2 separate regions of the Homo sapiens genome follow, and region 1 is linked to region 2. The links are chromatin contacts, found by Hi-C in ENCODE. All regions are on one chromosome and are shown on one strand. Each heading gives the region's core, a stretch centred on a gene start or an enhancer-like site at or near the end of the contact. The rest is flanking DNA. Distances are from core to core; before and after follow the strand shown.

Region 1 (4,674 bases), core at 703-3,202, 640 kb before region 2:
GAGAGAGAGAGAGAGAGAGAGAGAGAGGGAGACAGAGAGAAAAGAGAGAGATAACTTATAAATGAATTGAGCAAAGTTGCAGTATACAAAATCAATAAACAAAAATCAGCGGCATTTCTATATACTAACAGTGGATAATCTTAATAGGAAATTAAGAAAATACTCTAATTTACAATAGCATCAAAAAACATAAAATATTTAGGAATAAACTTAACCTAGGATGTGAAAGACATGGACACTAGAAACTACCAAATACTACTGAAAAAATTAAAGATGACAAAAATAAATGGGAAGACATTTACTTGTATCCATCATGGGTTGGAAGACTTAATATTGTTAAAATCTGCATGCTCTCCAAAGTGTTATACAGATTCAATGCAATCTCTATCAAAATCACAGAGGCATTTTTAACAGACATAGAAAAAATATATCCTAAACGTCATGGTCTCTGGGTTGCTGAAACAATCTTGATAAAGAAAAACAAAGCAAGAGGTCTCATATTTCCTAATTTTGAAACATATTATGATGCTACAATAATTAAGGCAGCATGGCACTTGAATAAAAACAGACATATAGACTAATGGAATTAGTTTATTAGTGAATGAGCTTCTCTAGTGCTTTTCTTCTTCTAGGATATATTCATTCAGGTTCATGTGGTTGTGCTTCCCTGGGCACTCAAGATTCGATTAATATGGTCAAGGCCCTTTCTTTCATTAATTTATTTTATTTTTGGAGACAGAGTCTTGCTCTGTCACCCAGGCTGGAGTGCAGTGGCACAATCTCGGCTCACTGTAACCTCTACCTCTCGGGTTCAAGCTATTCTCATGCCTCAGCCTTCCAAGTGCTGGGATTACAGACATGCCCCACCACACCTGGCTAATTTTGTGTGTGTGTGTGTGTGTGTTTGTGTGTGTGTGTTTGTGTGTGTGTGTGTGTGTGTGTGTGTGTGTTTTAATAGAGACGGGGTTTCACCATGTTGGCCAAGCTGGTCTGGAACTCTTGAGCTCAAGTGATCCGCCCGCCTAGCCTCCCAAAGTGCTGGGATTACAGGTGTGAGCTACCCGACCCAGTCCATTATTTTGTTACTGGAGAAATATAGCACTTCTCAGGCTTTACCAATACCCCTAAGAGGAATTTCATTATTTTTTTTCAGGTGCATGTGGGTGTGGAAATTTTAATATCAAAATAATGTTATTTCCTTAGTATCACATCACTCACAAGGTATTTATCACATCAAGTTATTCCGTAAGTGTAGGCTCATCAAATCCTGATGATTTTGGAACTCTTTTCCCAAGGAGGGCCTTGCTTCTTTGTTGCCAAAATAATAAATGCCCCTGACCCTTGCTCTTGCCCCTAGAGTTTTGTGTGAAGGAGTATTTGCTCCCAGTGGTGACCCCCTCATCTCCTGACCCAGATCCTAGGTACCAAAAGTCTCAACACCCCTAGAAGGCTGATTGCAAAGGTTTGTTTTGTCTAAGTAGGTAAAGGAATTATCCTATTGTGATTATTTTATCTTTAGTAGTTAAATAATTTTAACTTTGCCAAGTACAGCTTTTATTCTTCAACTGTTTTGCTATCTTCAACTCTTTTAAACTATGGAACAGTTTTATGCTTGAAATTTCTGAGCTAGGCACAAAAGACTCAAAGGTAATGTTTCTCTTCAGAGGCTCATATTACAGAAAATGGTGACCCTCAGTTGTTCACCAGTTCAGCGTGATCTGTTAAAGTTCTTTGCTCCTCTGTCTATGTGAAACTTTGATCGTGCAGGGCAGTGAGCTCCCATGCTATCATGTTAAACAGTCATAGCCATCTTTCCTTTACTGATTGATTTGTGATTCTTCATTTTAAATTTAAACCTCAACAACAAATGAATTTTTAGAACGCCTTTTTAACGTAGTGGTTTACTGGGCAAAGTTTGTCTTGCTGCTACCACATTACATTCTAATTCACTATGAAGTCACACAAACAAAGGGAAATAAAAGAAAGGCAAAAGAGCCGCAGTGGTTTTCTTTATAATTTCCAGATTTTGTGGTTTTCTTGTCTCTTGTTTCAACTTTTCTAGAAAGTAGTACTTGACAGTTGTTTGTAGGCAGAAAGAAAACAGAAGCCATTCTGACTGTCATGAAAGTGAAAGAAGGGAAGTGACTTTCCCCTGACTAATTGCAAAGTGTAAGTTAGCAAAATTCAATGCAGCAAAAATTGAGGACTAGAGCCTCTGGCAGAGTGAAAACATAACGCCAATGTTGAGGTGCACAAAGGCAGAAAAATGGCTGCATCTGCCAGAGGTTCTAAGAAAAGCAATTCCTGGGTCAATGGACTGAATTCAGCTTTCCAAGACCAGCTACTTGACTTTCTTTCATATAATTCACATGTGATCAGCTCTAGACAGAAGGGAGAAGTCACACCAATCAATTCCCAAAAGCCTGTAAGCAGGCTGCAGTCGCTAGACAACCAACAAAGTTGTCTGGCAGGATAATGCATATTAGCCTTGCCTAAAGACTCCACCTAGTTAATAAATTTACTCAGGCAATGAAAACATAGCCTTGAGAAACCAGGAATTAATGGAAGAGAATTGGATGATCCCAAAAGATTCTATTTTAATCTGGATGATAATATCAAAAATGATAACACCAACATTTATTGCAGGCCTAATAGGGACCATCCACTGTTTTAAGATTTTCCTTTTTGAGACTGGGTGTCACTCTGTCACCCAGGCTGGAGTGCAGTGGTGTGATCCCTGCTTACTGCAGCTTGACCTCCTGGGCTCAAGCAATACTTCTACCTCAGCCTCCTGAGTAACTGGGACCACAAGCAGGCATGACCACATATGGCTAATTTTTTGTAGAGACCAGGTTTCACCATGTTGTCTAGACTGGTCTTGACCTCCTGGGCTCAAGCAATCCTCCTGCCTCAGCCTCCTAATATGCTGGGATTACAGGCATCAGCCACTGTGCCAGGCTGTTTTATGATGTTTTGAAAATACTATCTCTGTCCTCTCAATAACACTATTTGGATTATACTCTTTTATAAAACTATTGGGAGAGAAATATAAATCTGCAGGGATGAACTATTCTGACCACACCAATAATGCAAGGTCGAAACCTTAGGGAGAATCATTATAATGGCTTGACTGGAAGGACCCATTAAAGGAAGGGGGGATAGATATGAATTTATCAACCAAGGAGAGACCAGGGCATAAAATCAATACAGCAGAGAGGGTGAGATGACAAAGGATTCTGAGATTCATTTTGAATGCCAAACATTTGCTCGTGCTGTATAGAGCAACAGGGGGTGTGGTGTAAGTGAATTGAATTAACTGCCTTTAAGTTCTAAGGAAAAGTAGACTAAATATATTCCTTTTTTTTTTTTTTCCTTTTTTGAGACAGAGTCTCACTCTGTCGCTCAGGCAATGGCGACATCTTGGCTCACTGCAACCTCCACAGCCTGGGTTCAAGCGATTCTCATACCTCAGCCTCCTAAGTAGCTGGGATCACAGGCACCTGCCACCATGCCCAGCTAATTTTTGTATTTTTAGTAGAGACAGGATTTCACCATATTGGCCAGGCTGGTCTCGAACTTCTGGCCTCTAGTGATCTGCCTCAGCCTCCCAAAGTGCTGAGATTACAGGCATGAGCCATCATCAAGTGAAAAAATAATTAGTGATGTATTCAAAAATATACTAAAACAACTCTATTAACCCATCAACTACAAACTCCTGGAAGCCAATTTATTTTTTTACTCTTGAGTTTTTTTATGTATTAAGAATAAAGAAAAAGCAATGAACAATTTCCAGGACAGCCCAGCAGTACATGCTCTGATTTTTTGCTCCTTCAGGACTCACAGGTCAGCCTCCCCATCAAACATGTAAACTATAGAGATGTAAGATGTCCCCACCAAACATCTAAACTGTATAGCATCTAAGCAGCCTAAGGCTTTCACCAGATGCCCAGCACTTTGGGAGGCAGAGGCAGATGGATCACTTGGGCTCAGGAGTTCAAGACCAGCCTGGCCAACATGGTGAAACCCCGTCTCTACTAAAAATACAAAAAAAAAAAAAAAAAAATTAGCCAAGTGTGGTGAGGCATGTCTGTAATCCCAGCTACTTGGGAGGCTGAAGCATGAGAATCGCTTGAACCCAAGAGGCAGAGGCTACAGCGAGCCAAGATTGTGCCACTGCACTCCAGCCAGGGCGACAGAGCAAGACTCTGTCTCCAAAAATAAAATAAATTAATGAAAGAAAGGGCCTTGTCCATATTAATCGAATCTTGAGTGCCCAGGGAAGCATAACCACATGAACCTGAATGAATATATCCTAGAAGAAGAAAAACACTAGAGAGGCTCATTCACTAATAACCATCAACCTCTGCTTACTATGTAAACTATAGAGATCTAAGTTGTCCCCACCAAACATCTAAACTATATAGCATCTAAGCAGCCTGAGGCTTTCACTAGTTGCCCAGTCTTCCAGCCAGAAGAATTGTGAGCCAAATAAACATTTTTTTCTTTATAAATTACTCAGCTTCAGGTATTCCTGGACAGTGTAACTGAACCCAGGTGCAGCTGCTCACCCCTCGAAAACCAAACTCAAGAGATGATAGTTGCTGGGGTCGGGGGAAGCAGGTTCATTAGGAAAGCCAGCAAACTGAGAAGATGGTGGACTAGCATCATAAATAC
Region 2 (4,439 bases), core at 1,940-4,439:
TTTTTCATATGTTGGGAAAATGGTTTAGCTTAACTCTATCATGGTAGTTGATAGTGATGAACTAACGTGGAATAATAGATCTGTAAACCATCATAGACGGTAATAGGCTATGTTGTTGCTACCTTAGGATCATAATGGACTTTCTAAAATTCAAGAGTACTCAAAGAAGTAAAATGAATATAAGTCTTGATTTCTGAAAGGGCTATGGTTCACTTGGAACACAATACAAACTGTGAATCATGTACACATGGGGAATAATGGTTTATACTAACTGCACAGTGCTTACCTTGAGAGGACTCTGTGCTATTAAAGAAAAAAATAACCTGAGCCTTCTGAAGTAGCTATAAACAAATGAATATTTAACTTCATAATAAAAATATGACTATTTTGTAAATGCACCAAGGTAGAAGTAACAAATCAACTATGGCAATTTTTCAGGTTTCTGTGGTTAAGAAACTGGTAACGTGGAATTTTAGTATATGTATTTCCAATCATATAAAAATAAAAAGTCATAATAAACATATTTGCAGAAACTTAAAAAAAGTTAAAATAACATCTTATTTGCAATGATATTAAATAATTCATACAAGTAATTTTTAGCACTTGTGCCTCTCAAGGAATTGTATGAATCCTAACATAATTAGTATCCATATATATTCCCAAATCAATATAGCCATGGGCATAAAATATATTAATGTGAAATATATAATTACATATCATTATAATTAACACCGCTAGATTTTATATTATGTATATCATTTTACATATGAAATTGGAAAATTGCATATATTTCAAGACATTCTATCCAAGCTGTGTTCTATCTTGAGAAACTTCCTGAAGATTGCGCTTTTCACATACGTCCTGAAAATTGATTTATACCTAAATAACAAAAAATGATCTATTTCAATGAACCTATCATTTAAATATTTTTGCATTTCATGCATATACATTAACATACTATAAAATATTTTCTCTAACTTAAAATCACCACAATGTTATGTTTTATAGGCCTAAACTAAAAAATACATAATTATGGCATTTATATACATTGACATGTTCTACTTTGTTACTACAGATTTTCAGAGGCAACTTAATAATTTAAACAAAATGATTTTATATAGAATAATATTAACTAGAGTAATAAATATTTTTATATAGACAATAATATTAAGAACTATATTCATACAGTTACCGGTCACAGTGGCTAAACTTTTGCTGATACGGATAAACCACTGTTAAAAAAAACAACAACCAGGGTCTTGTCAATGTTTCAAAATGAATTAAAATCAAATCCAGCAACAGGCCCTGAAATCCTTTATAAGCTCCTTTGACTAAATTAAAAAAATTAACTTGCATAATATGAAAAGTAAAAAATAAAATGTGCATTTATCCTATAGATTATAAATTTTTGCTAATAGAAATTGAGACACTAAATTAAACACTGATAGTTTTAACAGGTTTATATTTCCATGTCAAAGAGACAATTAACATTGCAGTAAAAAAATAATTACCCCTCCGCTGGCCTTTGCTTTTTGAAGCTATATATTCCTGGCGAAGCATACCACAAGGACGGTCATAAAAGTGAAGCCTCATTAAATTACTTTTAGACTTATTACACAAGTTTTAATTAGCATTGTACATATTTTAACTGTACATATATTCTTTCAGTTTTCCTGGTTATAGGAAATTACACTGGCTGTGTCAACATTTGTCAATGTGAGGACAAAACTACCTTGGATTCTGTTTTTCAAGAAGTAGGCCTCATTTTTAAACTGTGCTAACTGTCGTCTGAGATGACTAAAATACTATCAGTTGGGATTTCTCAGGAACAGTTCTACAGTTCTGTCGTTTGCTAAACATACGAGCATTGTCCCGAGCAGTTTCAATCACTCAGGCCGCCGGACCTCTACCTCTAACTCACAAAGAAAGCCCATTTCCCTGTTGGCTGCAAAACTCCCCCAAGAAGCAAGTGCTTGCTCCTCGCAGCAGTAACTGATCCTACGATCCTTGTTAGCATTTCAGGAAGTCGCTGCCTGCGTGCCCCGTATCTCACGGGTCCTCCACTCTCCTGGAAGGTGGGAGAGGGTGACCCCGCCGGGAGGCTGGGGAGAAAAAAGGCCGCCTCCAGAAAACTTAGATGGTTAGCAATAATTCTCCCCAAGGAGAAAGAAAGTGTGCTTGAAATACACCTTTCCTACTGTGTGTGTGTGTGTGTGTGTGTGTGTGTGTGTGTGTGTGTGTGTGTCTTAGTCATTCCCACCCAGGATATTCGGGACTCACTGACTTCTGAGGTGGGTTTAGAAGCTCTGTTCGCCTCAGTTTCCCACGATTGAGGGGCTGTGTGAAGGGAGGTCCAGGTTCAATGGTACTGCGAGAACCACATGTCTAAGTCGTTGTAACCCGAATGGGGAAGCCTCCACCGGCGGTTATCTCCTCCTCCTCCTAGCCTGGGCTAGAGACGAATTATCTGTTTACGAAATCACACCAAACAAAACAAGTGCCGAATGCGCCCCGGACTTTTCGAGGGCCTTTCCTACCTGGTCTTCTAGGAAGCGGCTGCTGCCCTAGACGCTGGCTCCTCAGTAGCATCAGCACGAGGGCCACAGCGGCGGGCGCCCCTGGCGCTGCCCACTCCCCCGTGAGCCGCGGGATGTGAACCACGAAAACCCTCACTCGCGGCGGGCCGCACGCGCGCCGAATCCGGAGGGTCACCAAGAACCTGCGCACCATGTTCTCGCCGCCTCCAGGGCCGAGCTCGGCAGCCGCTGCGCCGCCCTTTGGCACCAGAGGTGAGCAGCGCCACTCCTGCCCCCTTAACTGCAGACTGGGACCCACGCACCGCCCCCTGCCCATCTCCGCCCCGCAGGCGCGCACCCGCCTTCCCTGAGCGCGCCCGCCCCCCACCTTCACCCCCACCCCCACCCCACCCCCACTCCCACCCGGACCTCCAAGATCTCGGAACGGCTCTGAGCCCTGCGCACGCGGGAAGGGCTGCCGGAGGCGCCCGTAGGGAGGCGCGCGCGCGGGCGGCTCAGGGCCCGCGTTCCTCTCCCTCCCGCCTACCGCCACTTTCCCGCCCTGTGTGCGCCCCCACCCCCACCACCATCTTCCCACCCTCAGCGCGGGCGCCCCGCGGTGACGGCCCAGGGGCCGGACGCCTGGAACGCAACTCCAGGCAGCTCGCCCCCTAGCTACATCCGTCACCTGACACGGCCCTACCAGGAACAGCCGCGCTCCCGCGGATTCTGGTGCTGCTCGCGTCCCCGCTCCCCTATTCCCCTTATTTTATTCCTGGCTCCCCTCGTCGAAAGTCTTCCATTCTTCAAACTAGATTATTTAAAAATGAAAAAGGAAGAAAGGAAAGCGAGGTCATCTCATTGCTCTATCCGCCAATCAGGAGGCTGAATGTCAGTTTTGAACTAAAAGCCGCTCCGCTCCTCTTCTAGATTTGGAAAACAAGCGAAATTAAACTAAACCGCTGCACGCCTCTGACGCGACATCTGGACACGGCGCGGCGCTGGCGCTGCCGGAGCTGTCGACCCGGCCTGGCGCCGGACTAGGTAGGTGGAGTCGCACCCGGGGGTCCCAGCTGGGTCCGGGCGCCCATTCCCCTCCCAGCTGCCCGCGTCGCCGAGGGCGCCTGGCTGGGACAAGCACCGAGTCCTTTGTGTCTAGCCCATTTTTATTTTCGGTTTTAACCTTCACGACAGCCGCGGAGCATCTGAGCGCTTCTTCCTCTTTCCTCTTCCCCCGCGCTCCCCTCCCCTGCTGGCCGCTCCCCTCCTGTCGCCGCGTCCTCGCGTAGAATGGTTGTCTTGGCGACCGTTGGCCGCTGCCGCCTCCACGCTCTGCCCCGCGCCCAGACACCCCGACTCCCCTTGATCCCGCCGCCTGACTCCTCGGCGTACGTTCTCTCTCCGGTCTCCCCCTCCATGTCCCCTCCTCCCCTTTTCTTCCACATCACCGATCCTTTCTGGACTCTCTCCCTTCCTCCTTTCCAGCTGGGAGACAGGAAAAGCGGTCCTGTTTGGGAACAGTAAAAGCAGGGCAAGGAAAGGAAGGAGCGGCAGAAAGGAGGGGTGAGTCGAGGACACAGGGGCAGCCGGAGAATGCGGAGGAGCCGGGTCCTGAGCGCGGTCTAAGCGAGGCTCGGCTCTCGTCCAGGAACTCGGACGCGGGCTCGCCGGCTCTCCGCGCGCGGGAAGTCGAGCCCAGGACGCCGCCTTCAGGCCGGCGCGCTGACCCGGTGCCCCGACCCGGAGCCTGCGGTCTGCCTGGATCCGTCCTAAACCTCGCGGGCTGGACCCGCGGCCTGAGTGGGTGGGTGTGTGCCAGAGGATTCGGGACTAGGCCCAGCTCCGGGAACCTGGAAATGTGGCCCGCTTCTCAGTGGCTTCCTGTTCATGCGCTTGGGCCTAGTGGCCTAGTTGAAGAAGTGG

What was found. A loop is a pair of places that touch in the nucleus more often than their neighbours do. Pooled maps may share reads with other maps.
Region 1: a pooled map shows a loop between it and region 2 (5-fold over the local background). The contact joins the enhancer-like site here to the promoter of CDKN2B-AS1 in region 2. A Hi-C loop is called at or near these places in 6 of 50 pooled maps.

Annotation. Positions count from the first base shown.
Region 1 is chr9:21,355,824-21,360,497 of GRCh38, forward strand. No RefSeq gene overlaps it. Among named protein-coding and RNA genes, the nearest start is that of IFNA6, 7.3 kb to the left of the region's middle. RefSeq lists an enhancer at 1,862-1,961. Within about 2 kb of position 1,953, at least 3 of the 41 ENCODE cell types and tissues checked have a DNase peak (open chromatin) inside an H3K27ac peak, as active enhancers do.
Region 2 is chr9:21,991,602-21,996,040 of GRCh38, forward strand. It overlaps CDKN2B-AS1 (CDKN2B and CDKN2A antisense cis and trans regulatory RNA 1), which reads left to right and starts at 3,190. Exons shown (of 19, transcript NR_003529.4): 1 at 3,190-3,560. It overlaps LOC124902130 (a long non-coding RNA gene), which reads right to left and starts at 2,427. Exons shown (of 2, transcript XR_007061436.1): 1 at 2,285-2,427; 2 at 1-879. It also overlaps a transcript of CDKN2A not described here. RefSeq lists silencers at 2,864-3,123, 3,444-3,643.